Linked DNA regions of Homo sapiens: regions 1, 2, 3, 4, 5 and 7 are each linked to region 6. The links are chromatin contacts, found by Hi-C or POLR2A ChIA-PET in ENCODE. All regions are on one chromosome and are shown on one strand. Each heading gives the region's core, a stretch centred on a gene start or an enhancer-like site at or near the end of the contact. The rest is flanking DNA. Distances are from core to core; before and after follow the strand shown. Region 1 overlaps RBMS1 (RNA binding motif single stranded interacting protein 1). Region 2 overlaps DPP4 (dipeptidyl peptidase 4). Region 3 has its middle 210 kb from the start of RBMS1. Region 4 overlaps RBMS1 (RNA binding motif single stranded interacting protein 1). Region 5 overlaps RBMS1 (RNA binding motif single stranded interacting protein 1). Region 6 holds the start of LINC01806 (long intergenic non-protein coding RNA 1806). Region 7 holds the start of RBMS1 (RNA binding motif single stranded interacting protein 1).

Region 1 (3,581 bases), core at 484-2,983, 870 kb before region 6:
TATTTACTGCAGTATTTTCCCAATGTGGGAAGCAGGTACAGCCTGTGCTTCCCTGCTTCCCCTGTTAAGTTTCCCCTGTGAGGGAATGAAATCTCCCAGCATCTGATCCCAGGCAGAAGAGGGTTCCTAAATGTACCCAATGAGGACTACTAGCCTCTGGTGAATCCTATACAGAACAAAGTTCAAATTCAAATTTTATTTCCAAATCAATTCTTTCTTGGGGCTAACTGAAGACAGAGAAAGAAAACTGAAAGAGAGAAGCGTTGAATTATTCTAGGTTGTCAATTTTTAATTTTCTGGTGCAGAAATTTTTAAACCCAAGATTACGTTTTTAGAAGTCACTGAAACTGGGCCGGGCGCAGTGGCTCACGCCTGTAATCCCAGCACTTTGGGAGGCCGAGGTGGGTGGATCACGGAGTCAGGAGTTCGAGACCAGCCTGGCCACCATGGTGAAACCCCGTCTCTACTAAAGATACAGACTCTGCTGAGTACTTTACATACATTACCATACTTAATTCAATCAGACAGGCAGGTAGGTTATTGTTCTCCCATTGTGCAGATTAGGAAACCGAGTCTCAAAAAAGGTTAGGCCATGTGCCAGGGCCACACATTTAGAAGGTGGCAGGGCTAGAATTTGAACGCAGGTCTGCTAGAAAACAAAGCCAGAGCAGAGCCTTCAAACAGTACTCTACGTGGGACCCCAAAACACTTTCTATGTCCTGAATGCTCTATTTGTATTCTTTCATTTTCTGTGCCCATCATTTTTGCTGACTAATTACCAAATTCCAGCTTCTCTGAAATTTGATACTTAATACCATTGGCAGATATGTTTTTTAAGAAAGTAAAAGGTGCCTTTAATGTTTTTTAAGAAAGTAAAAGGTGCCTTTAAGTTGACTTAATTAACACACAGTCTGTTAAGTATTAAAAAAACAAAGATTAGCTCTTAAAAAAATCAGTTTTAAAAATTCTACTTTATAAAAATCTTTTCATTAAAGAATAAATTCTACAAACAACTTCTGAAAGCTTCAGCATATTACTGCTAAACATTAGAGTCAACATTTTAGGATGACGTGACTTAAAACAGTGAAAAATTAAACCCTCATTCATAGATTAAAATGCAAATACTGACAAGCCTTTAATTACAGCTTCAGAACTCTGATAAATTTACAGCAATTACACTTTGCGTTAGATTAGGTGTCTTGGCAGCACAAATGATAAACAAATTTTTAAAAAGCTTACAAAGGGACAAAAAGGGACAATATTTTAGCCAGTTCCATTTTCATCACTGGTAGTCCTTCTACATTTTGCCTCTCAAAACCCGGAAGCTGCCTTGGAACGTGAAAAGACCCTCTATGGATGAAGCTTGCAACTATTTACACACATTCAATCTAATTAGGGGACCTGGTGGCTGGATAAGCATGCTAAGTGCCCACTCATCCCAAAAGAGCCTAGTAGTCTCTCAGCCTTCTCTAGCCTAATTTTTCCTGTTATCAGGTCAGGCAAACAAACTACATTCTTCTATCTCCAAGGGCAAAGAAAACAAGCTAATTCAATTTTCTTGATAATATTTATATGGGCTTAATTTGCATGCCAAAATGGATAGAAAACAAAGTCACTCGTGAATAAAGGGGTGGTTGTATTAGACCCTCAGCCTTTCCTGCACGAGTGGTTTGGCACCATCAGGAAGAGCGTTCATCAGCACTCAGAGAGAACTTCCCGTATGGACAGCACTCAGAGAGCACGTCCTGTGTGGGCAGCATTCAGGGAGGACTTCCTCTATGGATAGCAATCAGGGAGCACTTCCTGCATGGACAACACTGATGCCTCCTTCCCGCCAGAAGCCCCACTGGGCCTCCTACACTAAAAGGATCAACAACAGGCACAGGGCAACTATACACAGGGTAATACTATCTCCCTCTCTATCACATCACCCCCTATAGAGAAGAGAGAAATAGTCTCTCCTCTATGAATACAAATCTAAAGGTCATTTACAAAATTAACCACATGTGAACTAAAATACATTAGTAATCATGTACATTGTTATAGATTTCTATGCAGCAAAGATAATTTTAAAACAAAAACTTGTCATTTAAAATTCTATTGTCTCATTTCCTTCCTATTACTAATAGGCTAAAGAACAGTGCTCTGACCAATCTTATAGCTGAAGCTGTCCTCCTCTTCCCACCCCCACCTTACTTAGCCACTTCTCTAATAATTCTAGTACGTTTTGAAGGGAAAGGAAAGCTAGGACCTGCCCTTTAATTTTCTTCAAGTCTTCTTTAAAGTTTTCATCCTTATAGTTCAAGAAGGTTATCATTCCCACCCCTGTTGCCCCTACACCCACCACCACCACCACGACCACCACCACCACCATCCCAAACAGCAGGTTGGTTTAATACATCAACTATTTCCTTCATCCAGAAGCAAAATAATCACTACAGTTGCTCCTGAAAGCAGACAGAAGTTTACAGAACATTATCATTTTCACAGGGAAACAGTATAAGATCAAGCCTGAAATGAACTGAGTACTATGTGAAGACAATGTCTGCTACACTTATTTCCATACACCAGTTCCTCTCTGTATGCTTTCAAGATGTAAAAGGAATTTAACAATTTAAATAAATTATCAAAAAGGAATGAGGGGGGCCCCCACATGGGCCAGTTATCACTACAGTCAGAACATTTTCTTTGTTTCCTTTTGGCCATATGAGTGACTGAGAGAGGGCTGGGAATGGTGGCTGGAAAGAGAAGTTCTGGCACAGGGAACTGGAAAAACAAAACTAAATGTGGGAGGTGAACTGGAGAGGGGTGAGAAACTGGCCAGGAATCAGTTGCTCCTATGGATAGGTCAGAGAAGGAATGCCTGAGGCCAGGATGTTAAAAAACACATAGCTACTAGATTAATGAAGAGTAAGGCCCCTTTACACAGCCAGTGTGTCTCACTTATACATACCATGGAGTTAAGGAAATAATCAATTAATCCCATTTGATAACAAGGATATCAAAGCTTAAAATCACATAGCTAATTAGTTAATGAAACTGGTTCTCATATCTTCACTGTTCCTTGTTTGGAAAAAAACTTTGCAGCTTCTCAAGACTGTGAAACTGACCAATAGAGTATTAAATTTTTTTTTTGGCTGGATTAAGCCTGTCAAAGGAGAGGGGCCCATGTTACCTTCACTATTCCAATAAAACCTAAAAATAAAAATTCCCAATATGTTTCACAATTAATTCTCAAAGATATCCATCAAAGTTGATCCTTGCATGTAAAACTGCAATCTCCACATAGAAATCTCTTTACCTAAGTTCATGAATAAACCATCATTTTCTTATGCTTCAGATAAAAGAATTAAAGTTAAGACTTGCATTGTTGAATACAACATGACTGACTGAGATTTCCTTCCAGATCCCATCAAGACATTAGATTCCTTATCATTCAAGTATCTTTTAAGGGTTGGTTCTGTGCTCCTGAATGCTTATCAGCCCAATTGTTCTATTTCCTTCAAAAGTTCTTCTAAGAACTCCAGCGACTCGCCAAGTTGCCCACTGAGAACTCTGGGCCAGGAAACACACAAGAGTTT
Region 2 (3,694 bases), core at 455-2,954, 770 kb after region 6:
TATGATTCACAGAAAACAAATCCTGGCAGTTTTTTTCACAGTTTTATACAAAAATTTGCAGCCCAGATGCACTTTTCTTTACATAATTGAATTTAAATCTCTCCAGATGTTTTTCAGTTTGGGAGAGTCTGCCCCTGCAATGGAGAAAGATAAGGGCATGAAAAACTTCTGAGTAAGGGCTTAGAAATGTCTCCGGGCCCCCTACCTGAGAACTTAAACACCATTCTCTAAATAAATCCCTTCTTATGCTGGGTGTTGATTAGTTAGCTCAGTACCGTGCACTCAATAGAAATAAATTTTTCCTTGATGGATTAAGAAGTCTTCTTTGCCACAAAACTGTGTTCAGAGATGGAATCCAGGTAAAGAAATAAGAAAAATATTGTATGCACCTATTTCTTAATATTAGCCTGACATCAAAAGAAATTTTTTTTTACTTAAAAATACCTGACAAATGGAACTCAAATTTTTAGCATTGTGGGTGGTTGCAGACCTTTGCATTAACCTATCTTGATTTTGACAGTCTTTGTGTTTTCATGTAATATGTCCTAGGTTGCCCTAAGTTAAGCAGTGCTAGAAAAAAATTAAAATAGTTTTCAACTCATCTTTTCCACGTAAACTTTGTAAAATTGAAGGAGGCAGACATACAGCAATGTGCAACAGATCATTCATGTATAATTTGATCAACCTTTACAAAGTGAATGTATCCTTGAAATCATGGCCTGTGCATATTATCAGAAGCCTCTAAGGCATTTCCCTCTTTGCAAAGGGACAAAAGGAAATGTTTTTCTTTTATTGAATTCCATAAAAATTTCACTGAACTTTTGCCTTGTTTTTATCTTTACATAAATTGCATCTTGCAGGATGTACACTTTTGTGTCCAGCTTCTTTCATTCAACAGTATATGCAATTCATCCATGTTGTTATGCTTAGCTCTTTTTAGTTGCTGCAATAGTGTGTGCCACTGTATAAACGCACTATTTCTCAATACTTATTTAACTGGGGTTGTATATAGTAGATCCTTAATTTTGTAATTTTAGGACTTTTGTTGGTCAGATTTGAGAGACCCTGGAAACTATGCCCTCTCTCATAGAGGAGCGATCTGGATAGATACAAGTTTATTTTTAAAATATCAAAGCCTCACTCTCAAACAAATGTATCCCCTGTTTATTCTAAATCTCTATTTTTTAATTGTTAAGGAAAATAGCTAATCATTAACTTTAGTAAAAGAGAATTTCTTTCCTCAGGAATCCTTAATCAATTGTCATCTTCTCCTCTCTCCATCTATTTCATCATTCATGGATCCTTCTGCATTTCCTAGTCTATGATTTCATAACATTATTTTCAACCACCCTCCCTATTATGCTTCCCCAGACATCCATGCTGTTGGTTACAGAAACTCAAAGTTACATTTCCCACATACCAGTTGAATGTAATTAAATATAAGAGTCAGAATGAGACTGGATTCAAATCCTGATTCACTTTGGCAAGCTACCTAACCTAATAGTCTCTATTTATTTAATTAAAATATGGGGTAAGAACACCCACCTCTCGGGGCTTCAGCGACAATGCCTGCAGGTAAAGCACTTCTCATGCAACATGCATCTTATGAGTAACCATCATTGATTGTTAACATCTCTTGAGCCAGATCACATCTAGTTATAGTCCCATAAGTGAAGAGCACAAGAATGAGATGTGGTTCATACGTAACAGAGCCCTTATACATAGTACCGATGATGGTTGTGCTCCACAATTTTCCCAAAATAGCAGAGTCACCCTCATCCAGACTGTAGGAGCTACTCCTAGGACTTCAGAGTTGTCACTGCCTATGACGTAAATGTACACTGAAGGAAATGTACACAGTATCCTTGACTGTGAAGGAATGGGCTTGGCTTGTTTAGTCAGATGTTTACTAGGGTACATTTATTCCTCAGTTTGTCCCCGAGTCTGATGAATTTTGATTTTCTGTTCTTAGAATGTGGTAGGACATATGCCAACTCCCTTTCTAGAGTCTCATACAGAGAGGAATTTAGGAAATGCTTTTTTTTTGAACTTCATATCAATCTATAATGTAATATATTGTTATTTAAACATAACATCTTCACTAAAACCTACCGTAAGGATAAAAGATTACAAATTCATCCCAGAACACTTTAAATTATTTACACTTTACAGCTTTAAAATGTAAATTTTAAAGGGGAAAAAAAATCAGATGACCTTTGACTTCATCTCCTAGTCACTCACCTGGCTGCTTCAATTTGATCTTCAACTTCAAATGTTCCCAGTCTTCTGTTGATTGCATGCATGATCTTATCTCCTTGGTAACCACTTCCTCTGCCATCAAAGCTAGCTACTATAATGTTTTCTGTGCTTGCAAGGTAAGTGGCCCAGTTCAGTCTGAAGACAGTGTCTGCTTTTTGACTACATGGGCCTGCATACCTATGAAAAATACCAAATTGTTAGCTTTCATGGTTTTCTGGAATCAAATGAGGAATGCTTACATTTCTCTTCTCCGTGGAGAAGTATGCATCCTTCCCAATCATGAGCCTTAAACTGTGCCAGCCTATGGGGTGTCCAGAATGAGTCCTCTAAAACTTAGCAACACAACTACCATGGTTGTATATTTCCTTCAAAGATACTTGTCAGTTTTGTCTTTGAAGATAGTTATCAAACACAGACTTCATAGGCCAAGATTTTAGAAGTATTAATGTAATCTTGGAAATCAAAGAAATAATTTCTCTAATAGTTAAGAAGGGGGAGTTGTGGTATAAAAAAAATGATGATGACAACAATAAATGCAGCTTTGGATATCTTTCCATCTCAGCTTAACACAATACTCCTGGACTGCAAGTTTATTTCCTTCTTTAAGGACTTTGACTTCTGCATCATATGCTTTGCATTTCCCATAGCACCCGGCACAGTCTTGCTCACAATGACTGTAAATCATTGTGGAATGGACTGCAGTATGAATGAATGCTAACATTTAAAACTTCAGAGGAAGAAACAGGTTGCATTGGAAAACGGGCATGTCATTGGGCATTCTATATACTAACAAGTTTAACTCCCTTGTATCTGCAATCTTCACAGGCTACCATCTACCCTACACAGAGCTGTGTGCACAATCTCTGTAAAGCTCTGTAAAGCACTCTCATTTCTGCTTGTTAATCAAGAGGAGCTCCTTATAGCTCATCTCAATTCATTTAAATATGTCATCTTTGCACCATCTACACAACTCCTGGACATGGATACTCTCCAATAACTTATTCCCTCCCCAGCCCATCTCTCCACTCATCTGCTTACTGTCCCTGCACAGGATAGGACAAGTTCTGCTTACATGCCTTTGCTAATGTTTTCCTTCTACTTAGGGAGGTCAGTCAAAAGAACTTTCGTTTTAAACAAAACACTATAACATTCTAACTTTAAACAGGAAAATGCATTCATGCATTTCTTGAGCTAGCAAATATTTTTTCACATGTGAAATGCCTTGCTCCTCTCAATTATATTAAATTTGGTAGATTAAGAGCTTGCCTTAATATTAGGTATATATATCAAGTTCCCTAACCCCAAGATTAAACAAGATTATTTTTTAAAATAGAAAAAAAAAAAAGACCCTAAAAGAGAGGAAAAGGAAAATAACTGAACAGAAATATGTATTAAATTTACCATTTTTTAAAACCTTTTCTAATGGAGATCAAAT
Region 3 (3,780 bases), core at 779-3,278, 540 kb before region 6:
GCAAAAAATAACCAACTTTTTTTTACACAAAAGTAGTGTTTTTCATAAGAATTAAAGATTTCTCATAAGCATAAAAGAATAAAAGGTGCTCATTTGTATACATGTGGAGCATCTTTAAGATGTTCAAAGTAAATTAAAATGTGAGTCTTTCTGAAGTGAGCTTTGTTGCTTACATGAATGCTTGATCACTGACATGTTCACCTGAGGGCAAAGGATCTACAATTTACAGCAATCATGCAGAAATGGGTTTTCTTTCATATGGATTCTACTTGGTTCTGCTCTTATACTTTGTTTTTTATTAAAAAAATTAAAATGTTAAGTGGAAACAAACAAAAACTAGGAAGGCCCTGAGAAGACTGCACCATGAAAATAGCATCATGAAGAGGCTGCCTGAATTCTACACCATAGATTGAATGAGAACCGCTTGCTGCCTCTGGGTCTTCACTGGCTTATGGGTAAATTTAGGGGAGGAAGAGATAATTACTAAGATGTCTTCTCAATTCTCAAATGATTTGCAGAGATGTTATATTAATTTTTTTCATTTTGCCTACATATATGCTTGATTTCAAAACTTCAAACTCTACAGAAGTAAATAAAATCTTAAAGTGTTTTTATTTATGTACACCTACCCCTCACATAAATGCATACACTTACACACACTCCACCCACATTCATATTCAGAAATGTAAAACACTGATCCTCCTTTACTTGAACTCACTCGTGGAGTATCTCTCAGACTGTGTTCTCTAAGTCCATGGAAAAACACAAAAATAACTTTCATTCTTCCTACTTTAGTCTATGATAAGCAACATACAAATATTACTTGCAGAATTAAACTTCATAGAATCTCAGTAATTATTTGCAAGTAAATAACTAGTTTTTTTGAGGTGGAGTTTTTCACTCTTGTTGCCCAAGCTGGAGTGCAATGTCGTGATCTTAGCTCACTGCAACCTCTGCCTCCTAGGTTTAAGCAATTCTCCTGCCTCAGCCTCCAGAGTAGCTGGGATTACAGGCGCATGCCACCATGCTCAGCTAATTTTTTTTTCTATATTTTTAGCAGAAATGGGCTTTCACCATGTTAGCCAGGTGGGTCTCGAACTCCTGACCTCAGGTGATCTGCCTGCCTCAGTCTCCCAAAGTGCTGGGATTACAGGCGTGAGCCACCGTGCCGGGCCAATAACTAGTTTTAATTCTATTTGCAATAAAGTAAAAATAATTTAAAGGTCATTTTCATCTTTATTCAAGTCTTTAGGTTTACTTTGTTTTTTAAATCAACTTCCAAGCAACATTTAAATATTATTTTCTTTAACTTAAACCAATTTTTACCCTGCTTTCATTTGCTTAGATGCGACATAAGCCCCAGTTTTCTACTGTTTTGTTTTTGTTTTTGGATGAAATCTTAGTTGTTTAATGAACTTCAATATTTATATTTAGTTAAAACTCTGCTATCATTTATAACCAGATGAGACAGCCATGGAAAGATAAATTGATAATTTATGCCTCTTGCATTAGGGAAACAGTTCTTGTATTTACAATATGCTGAGCACAGCAATTCCCTGCCTAGCCTCCTAATATTTGTGTACATTTTTATGGAGGAGTGTGACTTTCAAATTAAAAATGATTTGTTGCAAGAATATTGACTAGGAAATGCATCCTGAGAGAAGACAGCAGAGAAGAAGTAATGAGATTTTTTTGCTACCCCTAGCCCTGGGCTATTCAATAATTTTTCTTCTTTAAAGCTAAGAGGAAGAAAGAGAGCCTCAAACTGAGTGGCAGATGTTAAGTCAGGAAATGGGAAACTCCGCCTTCGCAAGAGCTTGAGTCGTCTCCGTGACCTCTGTGGCCTCGTTGAAAGGCTTTCTCTGAATTGAATGACAACACGGAGGCTGAGGGTAAGATTGCAAATCAGAGAACGTGGGTATGAATGGGAAGCTTTGACCCCTGCCCCTTGGGTGGTAGTTCAGACCTGGGTTAGGGTGAGGTGTGGAATTGCACTTCCAGATTGCAGCCCTGCCAGGAAGGTTTTTGCAATGCTGGGTGGTCTGGTAGGGTTTGAGGTCCCCCCACCAAGAGAAGAACCTAAGAAACTTTGCCTGCTCTTACCCTGGTTTCTGCTTGGCATCTCTACTTCTATGTTTCAGTTCTTCTTTCAGTACATCCAAATTGGCATCCGGGACTTGAGCACCATATGGCCCAGATGTTTTCTAGAATCACTGTGGGCATGCAAACAGAGACCACTGCCAGGGAGCCACTCCTACCTCATACTTCAGAGCATTTACACAATGATGTGGCTCAGAACAGATATAAGGCCCCTGCAGAAAGAGGACACCAACTGGTATGAACATGAGAGGGACAAAGAAAACAGTTCTGAACACGGTCTTTTAAGGTGGGGCTTTTTATGCCATTTTTTGTTTAAGTATTGCAAAAATTAACAAAACAGAACTGTAATGATTTAAACTTTTTAGCGGGAAATTCAAGAAATGTTTTGTTTTTATGTATTTTTTTTAAAGATGAGAGTTACCAAATCTAAACAACTTTTAAAATCTTCTTTAATAAAGTTGGTCCATTTTTCTCAAAACCTGCATCTTTGACAATTTATCATACATTGAGCTCTTCTCTCTCTCTTTACTGCATTTATCCAATTCATTTGATCTCTTCTTCCCTTATCGTTGCTTGTTAGCCAGGTAACCCTGGGAATATGTGCCTTTTAGCAACTTTCTGTGCACTTCCTTGTGTGTAACCTGCTGCCAAGCAGACAAAAATTATATTTATCACATTGGGGCAGGTTTTCACTACTGATAAGTATCAGCTGTCTAGAGAGCAGGTATGGAGAAGTTATAGGAGCAGCCTACGGAGACCAAAAACACACGGAGAAACAAGGGCTGCTAAACGGACATTTCCCTCAGAGGGACCAGCATGTGTTCCCAGCCAAGATGAAGAAGACACAGAGGGTGGGGGGAACTCTAAGAAAGAAAGGGGTTTTCAAGGGAGGGTGAGGGAGAAAAGGAGACAAAGTTAGCAGAGAAGGGAAATACTTTAGGTCTCAGAATGTGGCATCATAATTTTATCTGAAGTGATTGGGCTTAGAACAATAACACTGGCAAAGCCATCAGCTACTAGGAGGTTTCTTGAGGGATAACAAATCCTTTTGCTTTGATCAGGTTCTGTTGATTTTGGAAAGGGGGTGAAGTACGTTCTCACCCGGCGGGATGGGGTTTACTCCAGGGAGGCCCTTGATCACTTACTGGTATGCGTTTATCAGAATCATTGTCATCATTGTCATCATTTTCACCTTGTTTATTTGTCCATCACTAGGGATATAATACCCAGCATCATTCCTTTGTGTGTGTATTTATGTGTGTATGCAGAAGAAGCATTGATAGACTGGAAAAAAGAGATGAGAGGGCTCAGGAGGTTGAAAAAGCAATGAAGTAGGCACAGTTAGTGATGAGACACTGGGATGAAAGTACTTCAGATTTCAAAGGGTACAATTTCTTGTGATGTCCCCTTTTGGGGTGTAGCCAGGGCAATGCGAAAGCAAGAGTGGAGGAAAGACAAAAATTATTGAGAATCAGCTGGTAAAAAAGCTTCAAGATGGCTATTAGTATATCTTCTTTGGAGAAATATTTATCAAGTCCTTTGCTAATTTTTAAATTGGGCCATTTGCATTTTTATTATTGAACTGTAAGAGTTCTTTTTATATATTCTGGATACTAGACCCTTATCTGATTTGCATATTAGTTTATCCTGTTCTGTGGGTTGCCATTTCACTTTCTTAAA
Region 4 (3,920 bases), core at 1,190-3,689, 840 kb before region 6:
GATAGCCAAAGGACTGCATGCTCATTGTGGGGGACAAGAGAGACTGGATGGTTGAAAAAAATGTAAAGGATCATAAAAAACAGTCATTTGTGATTCTATAGCAGAGGAAGCCATTTGTTAATATTTTGGCATATTTCCTTCCAGTTTTTAAAAATACATTTTTGAGATTGTATTGCATATACAATTGACAAACAAAAGATAATCTTCTCTAGTTTACATTACACTGTTATGAAATTCCATATGTTTAAATGAATAAAGTGGAGCCAACATAGATTTCTATGTATTAGGGTACTGTTCTGTGTAACACCAAGTTTCTTGCTGCTGCTGTCGTTATATTAAGTGTTAAGTCCCAACAGTTATATTGATTTTTTATTTTAGTCCAGGATTTCATTTGCTCCATTTAATTCTTTCACCTTATCCTAATTCCAGGAAATGCTTTCTTCCTTTCCTCACAGTGTGTTCTATACTATTTTAAAGTTTACACCAAGATTTTAGAATGTGTTAAGCAAAGCATTCTGTACAGATGCGAGTTTAAAAACAAACACCCACTAAACACCTACAGATGTCCAAGGACAAAAAAAATGTTTATTTTTCTGAGTAATGCAAAGACGATATCTTTGAAAATCAAATACACAAACAAGACAAAGGAAAGAATTCAGGAAATAATTGTGCATATACTAATAATCAAACCTGTTTTCCAGCAAATTAAAAAGTAGCATTTTTCACTGATAAGAATGATCAATGCTCTTTTTACCTTCCTAATATATTTGCATGAAATAAAGAAGAAAGGATTGAAAGTCTTCCCCAGAGAGGAAGCAAATTCTGCTATCGAGGGCATAAACCATGACCAACTGTTTAAAAATATGGTGGGATCCACTTTTCTACTTCTTGGTACTTTCTTTTTTTAAAAAAATGTGGTTGAGAATTTCATTTTCAACCTCAGGTCCTTACCCTTTTTCAGGCTGCCCCTCATTCTAAACACAGTCCATTCTTAGAGGCTGTAAACACGGTCCATTCTTAGGCGACTGTGTCAAGGTCTCCCTAGACCACACAGAAGTCTCCTAGGACCACCCGCTGTTGCTTGCTCTGTGGGGACATTAATAATAGCACCTTAGAAGGATTAACAACTACCCTGTGAAGTGGGCACTATTATCTTTACTTAGCAGAAACTCAGACTTAGGGAGGTTAAGTGAAAAAGCATGCAAATGGTAGAGCCACAACTTAAGCCATAGTCTTTCAATTAGGTAGAGTGCAGGCGGAAGCATGGACCAAATGGTTCAAGGAGGTAAAATGTGAAACGTGCGTTATCAGGGCCTAAGGAATATGCTAAGGGGCAAACTTTTCAGTGGAAAAAGTAATAGTATGTCTTATTATCATGATTTTTTTTATAATGAGTTTTAAAAAGCGAATTGGATTTCCCTGAGAGAGGGCTGCTAGATTTAGCAAATTCAAAAATGCAGTGTGATGAAAATCTGGGACATACTTATACTAAAAAATTATTCACTGTTTATCTGAAATTCAAATTTAACTCAGTGTCTAGTATGTCATCTGTGAAAGCCTTTATAAAACAAACAAAAAAACACTAATACATTCAAGAGCTACAATTCCCACATCTGAAATCTGGACACTGTGGGCCACATGTCTTTGGGAGGCCAAGTAAAGGGAAGTGTAGTGAGGCCACAGCTGTTCTTGACGGGCTTTCTTTTTCCTAGTAGCAGACACAGCCCTTGACTCCAGGGACCTAGCTTTCACCATGTAGGCCACTTAAGATGTCACTGCCTCAAAACTCCAGACCTTCTCTATATGGATGCTATGAAGATTAAATATGACTGAGGTTTATACATCCTTAAAATATTTATTTATTGGGTGAGTACTTTATAAATATATTCTCAGAAACCTGGATCAGATAGACTCTTACCCTCCTAAGAAAGGTCTCAAAAATAAAAGTACTAATATATGGTGAGCCCAGTTGACAGTAATCTCTAAAAATAAGGAAAAGTAAAAAACTAGAAGTATGTTCAAAACCTGAAGTGAACTATGGAACATGTAATGAGATGCCAAAACGGTCCCTAGTAGAAAAAGTGGACAATCACGATGAATTGTACAGTTTTCAAATGGCTATGTATGGGTAGATTTTAAAATATCATCATCATGACTCATAGATCCTACCTGACCACAAATACACAGAGATAACATAACATAAAAATGGGCCAATACCTTACTTATACATACCAATTTACCTTTCTGCTACTCTCCACTAAACCTCCAATCTCTGTAGCTTGAAGACGTTTACTTTCTTTAAAACAACAACAAATTGGGACTGTTTCAGGCAGTGTTCATTTAAATATCTTCTATGCACAAGTTTAATCTTCAAACTTTAACAAAACCCAATCTACTAAACACAAATTGCTGTGAACAGAAACTGCCTGAAGAGGATTAATCAACAGCTTTGTATGTCATCCTCTAAACAAGGCCAAACACTGAATCACTGTTGAATTCCTCACGTGCAGCTACACCCAGTTAATCTTGAAGAAGGCAGTAAACTATGTAAATCTACTTAAACTGGGAAGATAAGTACTTCCCTCATCAAAAGTTAGCAACATTTAACAAGTACAACTATTGGAGGGCAAGACCATTAAACACACACAGATATAAACACACACATACACACATGCAGAAAAATTTTGCATTCACTCCCCTACCTCCAAAACCCTACTGGAAACCACTAGGACAACATACTGCTTAGCAAAAAAGGCCTTCCTACATGCCACGATGTGCAGAAACCAAAGTATGGTTGGTTTGTAACTTAGCTACCTCAAGAAAGCAGTTCCAAAATGGAAGGAAACAGGAAGAGGAGTAGCTAATAAAAGAATTCAAGAAACAACACAAAGGAAAAATGAAAATACCAATTTTCTATATCTAAAAGCCTTTGAGTATAAATCACTTTTTTTGTTTCAAAACACACTAAAATATTTTCATAGCTACAAAAGTCCTGATAAATGGTTTCATTTTGGTTTTTGGGGTGCTCTTTTCATACGATCAGATTGGATTTGCTTAATGAACACCATATACTTCAAAGTCACAGTCAACAGTAATAGAACGTACACATTTGTCCACTGAGACTTGAACCAATCATCTTTATTTAGATACTGCCTACTCGGTTATCACTCCATTCAAAAGCTTCTCACTTTGACTTGAGCTGAGCAGGTGTATTTCTAATGTGCTCACAGGCCTGTGAGGCAGGAAAATCCTGTTGATCCCAGATGATGCCAGAGATCAGTACTCCCTGATGCCCTAGCTACACTACGTGGGGGCAGGTGAGAGATGAGTACCAACCACCGCTGCTTTAACTGAAACTAGCTCACTCCTACACAGTCGACCCTCCGTATAAAGAGGTTCTGCATCCGCCTACTGTGGATTAAAAATATTTCAGGGAAAAGCAATAAAAATAGCAATAAAACAATTTGAAAATAATACAGTATAACAATTATTTACATAGCATCTACATAGTATCAGGTATTATAAGTAATCTAGAGATTAAAGAATACGAGAAGATGTACATAGGTTATATACAAATACTACGCAATTTTATATCAGGACCTTGAGCCATCCTGGAACCAATCTTCCTCGGATGCTGAGAGATGACTGTATATGTAAAATGTAGAAAGCTTTAAGAGTTGTACAATCATTCAGTACAGCCACATTTTTATATCAATGCTGCTTCCAAACATCACAAACTTACCATCTGTATCATCCATTTGCTTCATCATTCACCTCCTAGCTCACAAGTTCTCCCTCCCCAAAAAGGTGGGAGGAATCCCTAAACTGGACTTCTGAGATTAGAAGGGTGATGGGCTATGATGCAGATAAGTTCTCTATGGGTTGCTATTGAGCAGTACATGTAGGCAGGCAGCCGTAGT
Region 5 (3,540 bases), core at 499-2,998, 820 kb before region 6:
AAGAAACTATCATGTGACATACATGAGTTAATTTTATTTGTTGCCAATTCTTATAAAAAGTGGATATAGATGTTGTTAAAGTAGGTTTTAGAGATTCCATTTTAGTTTCAAGTGTATACCTTTTAAGTCAAAGGAGGTACTTTGTTTGCTATTAGAAGCCAACAGATTTTTGACAAGATGGTCTTAAGGACTGTGTTATATTTAGGAATGAGCGCTTCCTCTCCAGATCTGTGCCGCCACCTCATTCCGGGTGACTTCTAAACAACCTAGGGTCACAGTGGCCTCTCTTTAATTAGTATCTCACTGCTGGAGGGAGGGGAGCATGTCAGGGGGAAAAGAATGTAAGAAGACATTATAAACAAAGGTCTTCAAGGCAACTTAGTGGTTTGGTCAAGGAATGGAAGAAAGCCTAGCTCCTTTTTTGTTACCAAAGTAAGGCCGGAAACGGTTTTGATTCCTACAAATTGAGATGGTTGGAATTTTTCTGTATGTTTGTTAATTCTGCCTTAACGTGTTAGACTTTATCTCTAATCAATTTGATAGCCTATGACTGAAAACTCCACATTCATTGTTTAGATGACAAAATAATGATCCATAAAGAAAACAGAAGATTCAGTGGACACTTTTCCATCTAAGGGATGATTCCATTAAGGTTTTAGCAATATCCAAGTTACGTTAATACAACATTTTCCTTCTTTAAAATAAAGAAGTATAATATTTAGGAAAGTAGAGGTCAATAATAACTATCTAAGAGATATTTTTTAAATCCATCATAGCTAAAACTGTACCTCCCATATATATACCTACAACTAATTTTATGAGGCCAGGAACAAAATTCTATTTAAATTGAGCTCACTGCAATAAATAAATGAGTGAATAGGTAAAGAGAACTGAGTCAAAAATAAATTTTACCTGAAAATCAAGAATGACACAATTAAAAAAATTGTTAAAGCCTAAATATATAAACATATATGTTTATCTGTATCTATATTTATGTCTATCTGATGGTATATATTAATACATAGAGATTTCATATAGATCCAATTCCACAAGGGAATTACATTTTTAAAATATCAAAGACTAAAATTCTTGAAAACTAAGACGGTTATCTGTATGAATAAGGAACACTTTTAGAATATTAATTCTTCAGTTAAAAACACTGACACTGATTAATGGTTTCTGTTGGGTATTATTTACAAGAAATCATCTCAGCAGGGTGCCTGTGTCCAGTTTCATAATCACATAGTACACTCACCCTACAGGATTATGTTCTAGGCAAGTTCGAATGTTAAGTTGAATTTCATTCTCTTCAGGAAGTGACTTTTACTCAAGATTGAATACAGCTGTTAGCACAGATCACTGTTCCAAAAACATTTCTATGAGAGCTGGAAGAAAACACCATTTTAAGAAATGCAAATTCACTTTCATTATTTCAAATCTGTGCAAGCAAAGCTGGAAGGGAATCTCTGGTCTCTGTTTGTTAGTTAAATTAGGTTATTATAAATATTTAAGAGAAAACATGCAGGATGGCTACGAGATGGCTATAAGACTTTCCATGTACTTCTGGAGCCTACATATTTTAATCACCAGTTTGTTTATAACAAATACAGTGGCTTGGTTTTTGTTTCAAAAATCAAAGTTATACTCAATTTCTCCTTAAATTTCACTCTCTAATACAACTTGGTTTTCTCTCTTTATATTCACAGAAATGTAGCCTGGCAAAAAACGTGGGGTGGCCTCAGCAGAGGAAATGCTGCCAGCTGAAAACACCGGATGTAATCGAGACCACAAGAGACACAGACTTAGTTATAAATGTCGAACTAAAAAGAGGTATTGGAAAGAAACAAAGTCTAACTTTTTATTGGCTGGATTAATTATTGTAGTGAAATCTTGCTATTTCATAGTTTAGTCCCAAACAAAACAGCATGTCGGGGAATTATTTTTATAATCCTAGGTTCCACTTTCTAGAGCTTTAAAAGAAGAAGAAGAAGAAGAAAAAAACTCTATGGATTCTTACCATCCCTGGCCATTTTCCTACTACTGTGGGTAGGAGAACAGAGGTTTTGGGTGTCAACCTACGAGACAGTACAGGATAGGTTGGATCGGCTTCCACAAATAGCTGGGAAAAGAGCATTTTTAAAGAATGTCTTTTAGCATCACAGAAATGTCCTTTTACTATATAAAGAACCAGAATAAATCTGTCTATAGATGGACCCGTAACAGACTAAGTTAATTAGTATTATTAATTCTCTTTGGCAATGGGGTGGGGATAAGAAAACTTAATTTACAAAGTCTGTAATAGCTGTTTTTCTATTCCCGCCCTTTGACATTGTGCTTCCTTTTGTATGGCGTAATGGTGATAACCATGTTCCTTCCCTATTGGCTATGAAAATCCAAATTTGAATTCAAGACAAGCATAACACTTTGGGATCCCTATGATCCTCCTAGTTTGGCTATTAGTGCTTTCCAAGCTGCACTTTTCAACAGTTATCTATTGCTTTCTATGTAAAGATTGTTTCAATTAAATACATTTGTCTGTTCAAAAAATAATTCTTCAGGCAAAAATTTAAAATTTAATTTACTTTTTAGCCAGGGAAAATGATATTTTAATTGTCAAAATATAATAGTTTTTATTTAAGACCCTGACTAAAGGGAGCAGTTAGCAGTTTTTGCACTTTAAAGTTAACAGGAAGTCTCCTTTCTTCCTTTTTTTTCATATAATATGATCAATGTTTCTTGGAAAGGTTAACATTTCTCATAAGAGATTAAAGGACCCACCATAACTCACACAGGAGAAAGTGGGCATCTTCTGATGGTAAGAACAGGTCATTTTTGAAACTATGTTGTTATACATGTCAGCCATCTTATTAAGTAAGCTCTTGGAAAAAATAAAAGAAAATCTTTTGCCACTAGAGGGAGTTCAAAATTCCCTTTGTATCAGTAAACACGTAAAGTGCATTTAACCTCTGAAACAATAAAAACTATGATTGTAGTACACTTTTTAAAAAATTAAACAATAAGACTAAATCAAGAATTAGGTTTTTGGGGAATATATCTTTTCCTTCAGTTAGAATAGCTATGGTGAATATATGCCATGGTTATTATGTACAGCACACATATGTTAAAGGTAACTTAATAATTTTAATATCTGGAAGCAGTACAATGAATAAGCATTCTTATTCATTGGGATTGTAATCTTTTACTCTTTCAAGCTGTATTTAATAATAACTGTGGTAGACATTTCCAGAAATACCTGCCCACAATCCCTCCCACTCTGCATGTGCTTTCCCAATGTGATTCTCTCCTCCAAAGTCCAGGACTGGAACCTGTTTCACCTCTCCTTGCCTAAGGGATGGCCCTGTGTGACAGTAGAATGCAGAAGTATGGCTGAGTGACTTTCAGATCTGGGCCTGAAGAGGCTTTCAGCCAATCACCCTGTAAAGAAATCTGGGCTAGTCTGCCTTCCAGTTAGAATCCACATGGAAAGAGAGGCTGTACAGAATGAGAAGCTACACAGAGGAGAATGGAGGCACTCCAGTC
Region 6 (3,525 bases), core at 418-2,917:
ATGAGAGAAGATAAAAAATGATTTGTACCTCTAGAGTATGGAGTTAAACCATACCATAACTGCCAAACCACAGTGCTAAGTTTTTTAACAGTCTGAATTCTAGGTTAGAGTTTGTCTGGGGGAAACAAAATAGCTAACCAGCACGAACTGGAAGTGAGCTTATGTATTTTCTAAAACTATTGATCTGGAACTAAAACATTATCTAAACCAACCAAATACTTCATTTGGTTCCAGACCTGGCCTTCACTGTCTGGAGATGGCTGTGCAGCTCAGAAGGAAGTCTCGGCCTTATATTATCTTCCCCTGAGAGTATTGGTGAATCAACTCTGAAAACAGCACTCATTAGACAAATAGTTTCTCCATTTGCAGCTGTTAAATAGCTCTACCCGCCAGTGATAAAGGGGCATCCTGTGTGGGTGTACTCAGACCTCTTCAAGCAACTGGCTTAAAAGGAAGGCTAGCTCACTGGGGATCCAAAGTATCAGTAAGGGTGATAAAGCTTGCTTGAAAAAGCTCTCTCTAACTGGGGCTGGGGAAGCAATGCAAGCAGCAGGCTTTCTCCAGAAAGCAGCTTTCTAACTCCTCACCCTCTCACACACACTTCAATATACAAAGACCCACTGTTTTGTTGCGTTTTTCCTGAGGTTTTACCTTTGGCACTGCAAAAGCCTTTTCTTTCAGCATCTGCAAGACCCTATTGGATGAGATCTATTTCTAGGTTAAAGCCTTTGATACATTTCAAAGCAGACTTTGCCTTTAAAGTTCTCAACTCAACTCTTTTTTTTTTTTCAAAATATACTAAATACCAATGGGTAACGTGGCTCTATAGTCAAGGTTTAGAAAAAATATATGCACTAATGCCGACATGGGAACCACTGTAACTGACATTCCACTTGCAGACATGCTAGGGTACGCTCTACCGGCTAGGGAGGGAGGGTTTCTGTGGGCCAGACCCAGTCAGCCAACCTTAGGAAAGGAACCCGGCTCCATTTCCTAGTGAAGTGGCAACAATGACTGTCATTTCCTCCTCAAATATAATGTAAGGACATTTCCAAGTCGCTTCAGTCATTTCTTCCTCCTCCACCCTACCATGTGCTTACAAAAGTATGCTGTAGGAGAAACTCAATTTCTTTTTCCAGGCAAGGTTCCATTAAACATGTCCCCAATAACCTGATTACATCAGACAATGAGCCTTCCTTCTTATATGATTTCTTCAGCAGAATGTTTTTTAGTTAGAATTGCCAGATTTAGCCAATAAAAATACAGGATGCCCAGTTAAATTTTTTGAATTTCAGGTAGATAACAATTTTTTACTCTAAGAATGCCCCATGCAATATTTGGCAACCCTATTTTTAACATCACATAGACTATATAAATATGAAGCTGAATCTTAGCAGATTCTCTCCTAGTTTGGGGCTGGGGAAGTGGTTAGGTGTGGAGCTAATATTTACTCTTTTTCCGCCCGTAATTTTCTTTCTTCCGTTCTCCTTCCGCAAGGAACGTCTTGGGGCTTCTCGAACATCTCTCAGCATTTACTGTACGCCCCCCTCCCCTCGCTTTTGCTGATAAAATGGTTGGTGTTGTGTTTAAAGTGTTTATAAAGTCTCCTCCGTGATAACGCGAGCGTTTAAGAGAGAGAATTCTAGGCACACCTCTTCCTCCCCTCCAGAGTGCCCCGGCGTCTTTCTAGCCTCCGCCTCCAGGCGGGTGAGGAGGTGACACCTGAGAATTCCTCCCTCTCACCCCTGACCCTGCCGGAAAGCGAAACTGAGATGCGGGCATTGGGCCCTGGGAAGCGTGGGGAAGGGGAAAGGAGAAAGCCAGGTGGGTTTTTAGGTCCCTTCCAGTGCCACACTGCGGGGCGTTGAGGGGCCGCTCGAGGCAGGCCCTTCCATGAGGCCTGGACTGGAGGCCTTCTCTAGCCGCCGGCGCTGGCCTGGGCCGCCTGCCGCCACGCAGGGGCCGCGCGCCTGGGCCCCAGGGCCCCTTTGCCGGCGGGAGGCCGGGGGGACCGACTGCTCTTGGCGCCCGGGGTCGGGGGAGGCCGGGAAACCTCGGCTCCCGGGCGACAGGCACCCAGGCCCTTCTCAGCCCCCCGGCCGCGGCCGCGCCGGGCCTCGCTTCAGCCGGGCGATTCTTCCCCTCATTTGTTGCATTGTTTGCATTAATATGAATATCTTGTTCTGTTTGTTTTGTCTCCTGAGAGCCAATAAAGCTGTGAGTTTTTTCATTACACCAAATGCAGCTCTACGGGCGATCAATCAATGGGTAGTCTTCGGATAATCTGTGAGAGTGAGAAATCTAATAAAGCTAGCGACTAAAAAAGGAAAACAAAATCTATTTTTCTCTTAGGTTAACTACGTCAGGATTAATGTGTTCCACTTCTGCTGCCTGAGGTGGGTTTAACTCTTGTTCTTTCCCCCCCACCCACCCCAACAAATTGATTTAAATGTCAAGATGGGAGGGGAAGAGGGCTGAGGAAAGAAAGAGAAAAGAAAAGGGATGTTTAGGAGCTTCTTAAATTTTCTGATGGTTGGCCGATTCTTTCAAGAAGAGGAAAGACAATACTTTCTAACGTCCCAGAAAATCAGAGAAATGGAGGATTCTAACAAAATGTAGTTTGGCAAAGAGGCCCTTCCTCAGTTTTCCGAACAGACAGGAAATGTAAATTGATAATGACGTAAATAAGTGATGATAATAAATCAAGTTATTATTAGTGCCCCCTGCCCCATCACTTGTTTGCTTTTGCTAGATGCTAAACTTAACTCCTCAAATGCATTTTTTGGAAGGCCCCTCAACCATCCTGAGCAATGCAGGAAATAAGAGAAAGATCATCTGCCTGGGCTGCTGCAGTTCTCCTCACAGCACAATGCAACCAAAATCATTTATAAACAGACAAAAATAACAATCTGAATTATCTAACATTAGCAGTTGAACTGAAGAGCCCAAGATTATGTGATGAATTGTTAAATTGCAGTAGCATTGTTTTGGATTGCTAATTAAAAAAAATAAGCAAACCCCATGACTCTAGATATGACAACTGAAAATACCCACAAATTATTTAATAAATGAAGTGTCTAACAACTTTAACACTTCCTGGTCGCCCTGTTAATAAATGTAATTTGAGGTAGATTTTTAAAATCTTCAATCTAAACAGTGAATTCATTACGCGCCATTCAGATCTCTAGATGCCTATGGACTTCTTGGAATTAGGTGTTAAATAGACAAAAGTGAACCAAACTGCCTTTAAAAGCACAGCATGACCATGTAATTCTTTTTCCAGTTTGTGGTAAAAAATGATGAAACTTCTTTCCAAGTAGCTATCACCCAGATTTAGTGTGAAAAGTAGTGTAATTGTAATTCACGCCATCAGGGTCTATCGCTGATAGACGATCAGCTGTTCTGTAGAGGGGAGAGGCTTTCTTTTCAAATAGGAAAGCTGCCAAGTGCTCTGCGATACCTCCAGCAAGCTTATCGGATTGAGTTCAGAGCCAAAACAGCAGCTGCACACATATGCAAATTGGC
Region 7 (4,088 bases), core at 1,477-3,976, 750 kb before region 6:
CCATGCTACCAACAGATACATAAGGGAGAGAAAAAAAAAAGGGCTGCCTGTTCCGAACTCTGCTTACCTAAAATTTGCATCTAGTCACGTGCCATTTTTAGAAGATGTCCCCTTCTGAGATAATCAAGATACTTGTACAACAGGGAATTTAGACTTAATTACCAAACTTTAATACCATGTTATATAGGTCAAGTGAGTATGTATACCTTTCTCCAGAAACAAAGGAATTCCGAATAATAGGATTTCAGATTTAATTGTAGAATTAGCAAAATGTTTTGAGAATGTCATTTACCGCAACACAAATCAATATTAAATGCTTTATGCAGGAAGCACACTTTCAGAAAATGGGCCGTAAAGCTTTCTGGGATCCGACCCTAATTACTAGAGCAGGCTCTTGCCGTTTGTCTCTCTCTTCAATTATTTACAGGGCAAAAAAGCCAAATGGCATTGCATTAGCTACATTAAATGGTATGGACTTGGTTTCTAACTTACTAATGGTATATAAAAATTACTAAGGTAAATGTGCCTGTAGAAACATGGCTTTTTTTCTTCCTCACCTGAGTGGGTGTATTTATTATTCATATTGTTAAGTGTTGAATAAGCTGTCCTTTAGGCACCCAATGCTGCATAATTTAAACAAGTGCATTAAATATATAAGATATCTAAAAGGTAGTGCATTGATTATGCCACAAAATTTCTTTGAACAGCTACCATGTAGCTCACAGAAAACTAGCATCTCCTGCAAGTTCCTAAAACAAATACTGTGAGAACTACACAGAGATGAATAAGGGGTATCCTTGCTGCTACCATCTTGCTGCTTTCTGGTGACCCAAAGTAAAGTGGGAATTGGGGGAAGTGAAAATGAGGCCCGGGATTGCTAGGACATTTCTGGTCTCGAAACTGACAAGTGTCCTTTTTACGTAGACAAATACAGGGCTATGTCGTAAGTACATGAAAACGTGGACCACACACATTCTAAGAAAGAAAAGGCTGAATCAGAGATTCTTTGTACCAGGCCGGAAATGCCCAACTACCAGCAAGCAGAGCATGATTACAACCTCCCAAAGAAAGTTCGGACACTGCATCCATACCTGATTCTTTTGTGATCTAGAAGGGCACCCAGAGTTGTGATAGATGTTAATGGCTGAAGAAGGCTGCTGCGTCCAACTTCCACCCTCCCAAATTCTGGCGGCTGCTTCCAAAGCAGTGAAATTTCCAGTCTTCATGGCCCAAATAATTTTTTTAAATGAGTTCGGGAGGCATCAAATTCTTATTGTAAAAATAAGATAGGCCCACTAACAAAGTACCCAGGGTCCCTAGAAAGCCAGGCGCAATTTGTATGGCTACATGTCATCAACTGTTGTTACCCAAGAGTGTGCCGAGGTCACTTTTTAAAAAGCAACATTGGAAATCGATCTGTGGCAAACATATAAGCTAGTTTTGTTTTTGTTTCTTTTTTAACCAAATACGAAGTCACTTCTTTCTCTGCACTGAAATCTGCCCATTGTCCCTCCTTTGCAAAACCTCTAGAGATTAGAAGGGACATCAATGAACGCGAGTGAACTTTGGCCACTTTTCTACCCAAAACACCAGCGTAAAAGTAGAAATCAGTAACCAGGTGAAGTGCCACACCGCACAAAGATCAGAGGCGAGGGGCGGGCGCTCAGGGCCGGAGGCGGGGAGGAAAATATCCCGGCCCCGCCGCCCCTCCAGCCCCAGTCATCGCGTGCGCGGGAGGTGGAGGGGCGTCCCTGGGGGGCGGGAGGCTCCGCGCCACGGCGAGGGGAGCGAAGAGTTACAGCTTACAGGGCGAGGCCCTTGGAGAAGGGGTCGAAAAGCCGGGCCACCAGCGGATCCAGACGCGCACACCAGGCGACGGCCGCCGGCCAGCCAGGGCTCGGCGAGGGGCGCCGCTCGACCCCACGACCCTCCCCGCTGGCCGGGCCAGGAAGGGGCTGGTGGCTCTTTCCTGTCTAGTCTCTCCCCCCGCGGCTTTCTGTAACCCGATCCCCGCACTCCGCTCCCAGGGAAGCCGCCGCCCCGCGCGCCGCCCGGCTCTGCCCAGGCCAGCGCTATAGTTAGCAACCTTCCAGCAACTCCGCCCGGCGGTGGCGGGGGTTCGCCGCGCGCCCCCCTCCCCAGGCCTGACCCTGCGCGCGTCCCCGGGCCCCCTCCTCCGGCCGTCACCTCTCCCCGGCGCCCCTTTACCTTGGCTTGCAGATACTGGGGGTAATAGTAGGTGGCGTACTGAGGGTACATCTGCTGTTTCCACACTTTGCCCATGAAGCTGGAAGGGAGCCTGCCGTGCAGGGTCGCGGACACTTTGGGGTTTCCAAGTCTCGGGCTCTCCTGCCTCTCCCTTTCCGGCGGCGGCGGCAGCGGCGGCGGCGGCGGCGGCTGCTGCTGCTGCCGCTGCTCCACCTCCCAGCCGGGACCAGACGTCCTCCTCCTCCTCCTCCTCTTCCTCCTCCTCCTCCTCCTCCTCCTCCTCTTCCTCCTCCTCCTCCTCCTCCCAGGCAGAAAGAAAGACACTGCAGAGCGCAGAGGGCACCCCGGACAGGGCGCTCCCAAGGAGTTTCCTCCCGGAGCCCGACTGCTCCGGGGCTGCCAAGGGCTGGCGCGCTGGCCGCGGTCCGCTCGGGCGAGCCGGCTGCGCGGGGCTGAGAGGTGATCAATACAAGTGGAAAGTGCGGCAGCGGCGGCTGCGCTTGGTGCCAGGCGGCATCTGGGGTGGGTGCGCCCGATGTGGAGAGAGGAGAGGGGCTGGCGTTCCGAGGCCGTGGGGGAAGGGCGGGCGGGGGCGGGGCCTGGGCGCCGCCGAGCCCGGGACCCGCTGGAGGTGAGGGCTGAGTTTTAACCACTCCTCACCTCCCAGGCTCGCGGTTGGACGGGCGGAAGCCCTGTGAGTCCAGATCGCTTTGTGTCGGGGGTGGGGAAATGGGAGTGGGAGTGGGGGTGGAGGGGGAATGCGGGGGGACCCAGCTTAAGAACTGCAGGGCGGGCACCTCTTTTGCTTTCCCGAGTTTTTATCTTCGTAAGGGGGAGGGGAAATAAGGGAAAAGAGGAAATCTGATTAATCGTTCACTTCCCACCGCCCAGTAATTTTTTTTCACAAGGGAAGGAAAATGATTTAATGCCCAACAAAGCTGGAGTCTGGACACCTGGGTTCTGTTCCTCCCACCCACCCCCGACCCGGGGCCACAAGACTAATCTAGGTGACCTTGGGAGGGTTAGCGTCCTTCGGTTTGGTTTTCCCAGATGTGAGACGTGAAATCATGCCCCTTGCACAAGGGGAGGCAAAGCACATACATACATACACACACACACACACACACACACACACCCCTCACAACATATAGACGGATCCTTCTAAGAGGGGGATGCCGCAAAGAGGCAGAATGTTATTAGAGGACACAATATAGACATCAGCTTTTCTCTGCCTCTTTCTAATGCTGCCAGACAGTCTGTCAACTCCCACTCAGGAGCAAGGAAACTCCCTGAGTTTGGAATATTTTAAGGCCATTTTGAAAGTCACGCTGGCATATTGTTGCAGTGTGCTTCAGTGACATATAAAATCAATCTCTCTTTCTGCCTCTCTCCATCTCCTAATTGTCACAGCTCTAGACAGCCTCAGACCAGCAGTGGTTCAGTTCACTACATAACTAGATATAATTTAATGGAATTAATTGGTCCCCGAAGCTGCCTGCAGAAGACTTTTATATTCCAGCTCAAAAAGAGAGCTAATACCAAAATGTACATACGGATAGCATAGGTAAGCAAGCATCCTCAAATTAGGGTTCCGGCACATCTAATAAAATGTAATAAAAAACTGTGTTTGTTATTAAATAGACCTTGTTTACTTTGTCATTTTGGTTTTTGAAGAGTCTTTTGTTAATAGCACAAGGTAAATTAAACTCAACTGGAATGCATTATTTTGTTAAACAGTTATTATTTTTATATGATAACATTTTAAAATAGGTTTAGTAAGATACTTTAAAACAATGACAAAATAAGGACCTGAAACCCTTATAATCGTTCTATGGTTTAGACAAATTTCTAGATCTTACATGTTTGACAAAAACAAAATA

The links. A loop is a pair of places that touch in the nucleus more often than their neighbours do. ChIA-PET counts read pairs that join two places held with the same protein, here RNA polymerase II (POLR2A). Pooled maps may share reads with other maps.
Region 1: POLR2A ChIA-PET joins it to region 6 with 11 read pairs in activated T-cell. The contact joins the enhancer-like site here to the promoter of LINC01806 in region 6. POLR2A ChIA-PET finds 5 or more read pairs at or near these places in 2 of 52 experiments (OCI-LY7 and activated T-cell).
Region 2: a loop to region 6 is called in a pooled map, with 4 times the contacts of the local background. The contact joins the enhancer-like site here to the promoter of LINC01806 in region 6. A Hi-C loop is called at or near these places in 2 of 168 maps with a recorded cell type or tissue (CD4-positive, alpha-beta memory T cell and naive thymus-derived CD4-positive, alpha-beta T cell) and 7 of 50 pooled maps.
Region 3: a loop to region 6 is called in a pooled map, with 3 times the contacts of the local background. The contact joins the enhancer-like site here to the promoter of LINC01806 in region 6. A Hi-C loop is called at or near these places in 2 of 37 single-sample maps with no recorded cell type and 1 of 50 pooled maps.
Region 4: a loop to region 6 is called in a map of CD8-positive, alpha-beta T cell, with 2.3 times the contacts of the local background. The contact joins the enhancer-like site here to the promoter of LINC01806 in region 6. A Hi-C loop is called at or near these places in 5 of 168 maps with a recorded cell type or tissue (B cell, CD4-positive, alpha-beta T cell, CD8-positive, alpha-beta T cell and 2 more) and 8 of 50 pooled maps. POLR2A ChIA-PET finds 5 or more read pairs at or near these places in 2 of 52 experiments (activated CD4-positive, alpha-beta T cell and activated T-cell).
Region 5: a loop to region 6 is called in a pooled map, with 2.3 times the contacts of the local background. The contact joins the enhancer-like site here to the promoter of LINC01806 in region 6. A Hi-C loop is called at or near these places in 2 of 168 maps with a recorded cell type or tissue (B cell and naive thymus-derived CD4-positive, alpha-beta T cell) and 3 of 50 pooled maps.
Region 7: a pooled map shows a loop between it and region 6 (2.0-fold over the local background). The contact joins the promoter of RBMS1 here to the promoter of LINC01806 in region 6. A Hi-C loop is called at or near these places in 3 of 168 maps with a recorded cell type or tissue (CD8-positive, alpha-beta T cell and naive thymus-derived CD4-positive, alpha-beta T cell) and 8 of 50 pooled maps.

What each region holds. Positions count from the first base shown.
Region 1 is chr2:160,370,003-160,373,583 of GRCh38, forward strand. The region is part of intron 1 of RBMS1 (RNA binding motif single stranded interacting protein 1); the gene reads right to left. Among named protein-coding and RNA genes, the nearest start is that of MIR4785, 36 kb to the right of the region's middle. Within about 2 kb of position 1,734, at least 8 of the 41 ENCODE cell types and tissues checked have a DNase peak (open chromatin) inside an H3K27ac peak, as active enhancers do.
Region 2 is chr2:162,009,552-162,013,245 of GRCh38, forward strand. It overlaps DPP4 (dipeptidyl peptidase 4), which reads right to left. Exons shown (of 26, transcript NM_001935.4): 20 at 2,242-2,436. Among named protein-coding and RNA genes, the nearest start is that of DPP4, 63 kb to the right of the region's middle. Within about 2 kb of position 1,705, at least 4 of the 41 ENCODE cell types and tissues checked have a DNase peak (open chromatin) inside an H3K27ac peak, as active enhancers do.
Region 3 is chr2:160,702,268-160,706,047 of GRCh38, forward strand. No RefSeq gene overlaps it. Among named protein-coding and RNA genes, the nearest start is that of RBMS1, 210 kb to the left of the region's middle. Within about 2 kb of position 2,029, at least 4 of the 41 ENCODE cell types and tissues checked have a DNase peak (open chromatin) inside an H3K27ac peak, as active enhancers do.
Region 4 is chr2:160,401,017-160,404,936 of GRCh38, forward strand. The region is part of intron 1 of RBMS1 (RNA binding motif single stranded interacting protein 1); the gene reads right to left. Among named protein-coding and RNA genes, the nearest start is that of MIR4785, 4.9 kb to the right of the region's middle. Within about 2 kb of position 2,440, at least 8 of the 41 ENCODE cell types and tissues checked have a DNase peak (open chromatin) inside an H3K27ac peak, as active enhancers do; they include CD8-positive, alpha-beta T cell, where a contact is called at or near this core.
Region 5 is chr2:160,426,528-160,430,067 of GRCh38, forward strand. The region is part of intron 1 of RBMS1 (RNA binding motif single stranded interacting protein 1); the gene reads right to left. Among named protein-coding and RNA genes, the nearest start is that of MIR4785, 20 kb to the left of the region's middle. Within about 2 kb of position 1,749, at least 15 of the 41 ENCODE cell types and tissues checked have a DNase peak (open chromatin) inside an H3K27ac peak, as active enhancers do; they include B cell, where a contact is called at or near this core.
Region 6 is chr2:161,243,072-161,246,596 of GRCh38, forward strand. LINC01806 (long intergenic non-protein coding RNA 1806) reads left to right here and starts at 1,668. Exons shown (of 2, transcript NR_110164.1): 1 at 1,668-1,824. All of the region lies in intron 3 of PSMD14-DT (PSMD14 divergent transcript), which reads right to left. RefSeq lists enhancers at 18-97, 118-227, 1,457-1,516, 1,464-1,964 and a silencer at 1,947-2,056.
Region 7 is chr2:160,491,081-160,495,168 of GRCh38, forward strand. RBMS1 (RNA binding motif single stranded interacting protein 1) reads right to left here and starts at 2,727. Exons shown (of 14, transcript NM_016836.4): 1 at 2,209-2,727. The coding sequence starts at 2,283. RefSeq lists an enhancer at 2,268-2,788 and a silencer at 2,975-3,154.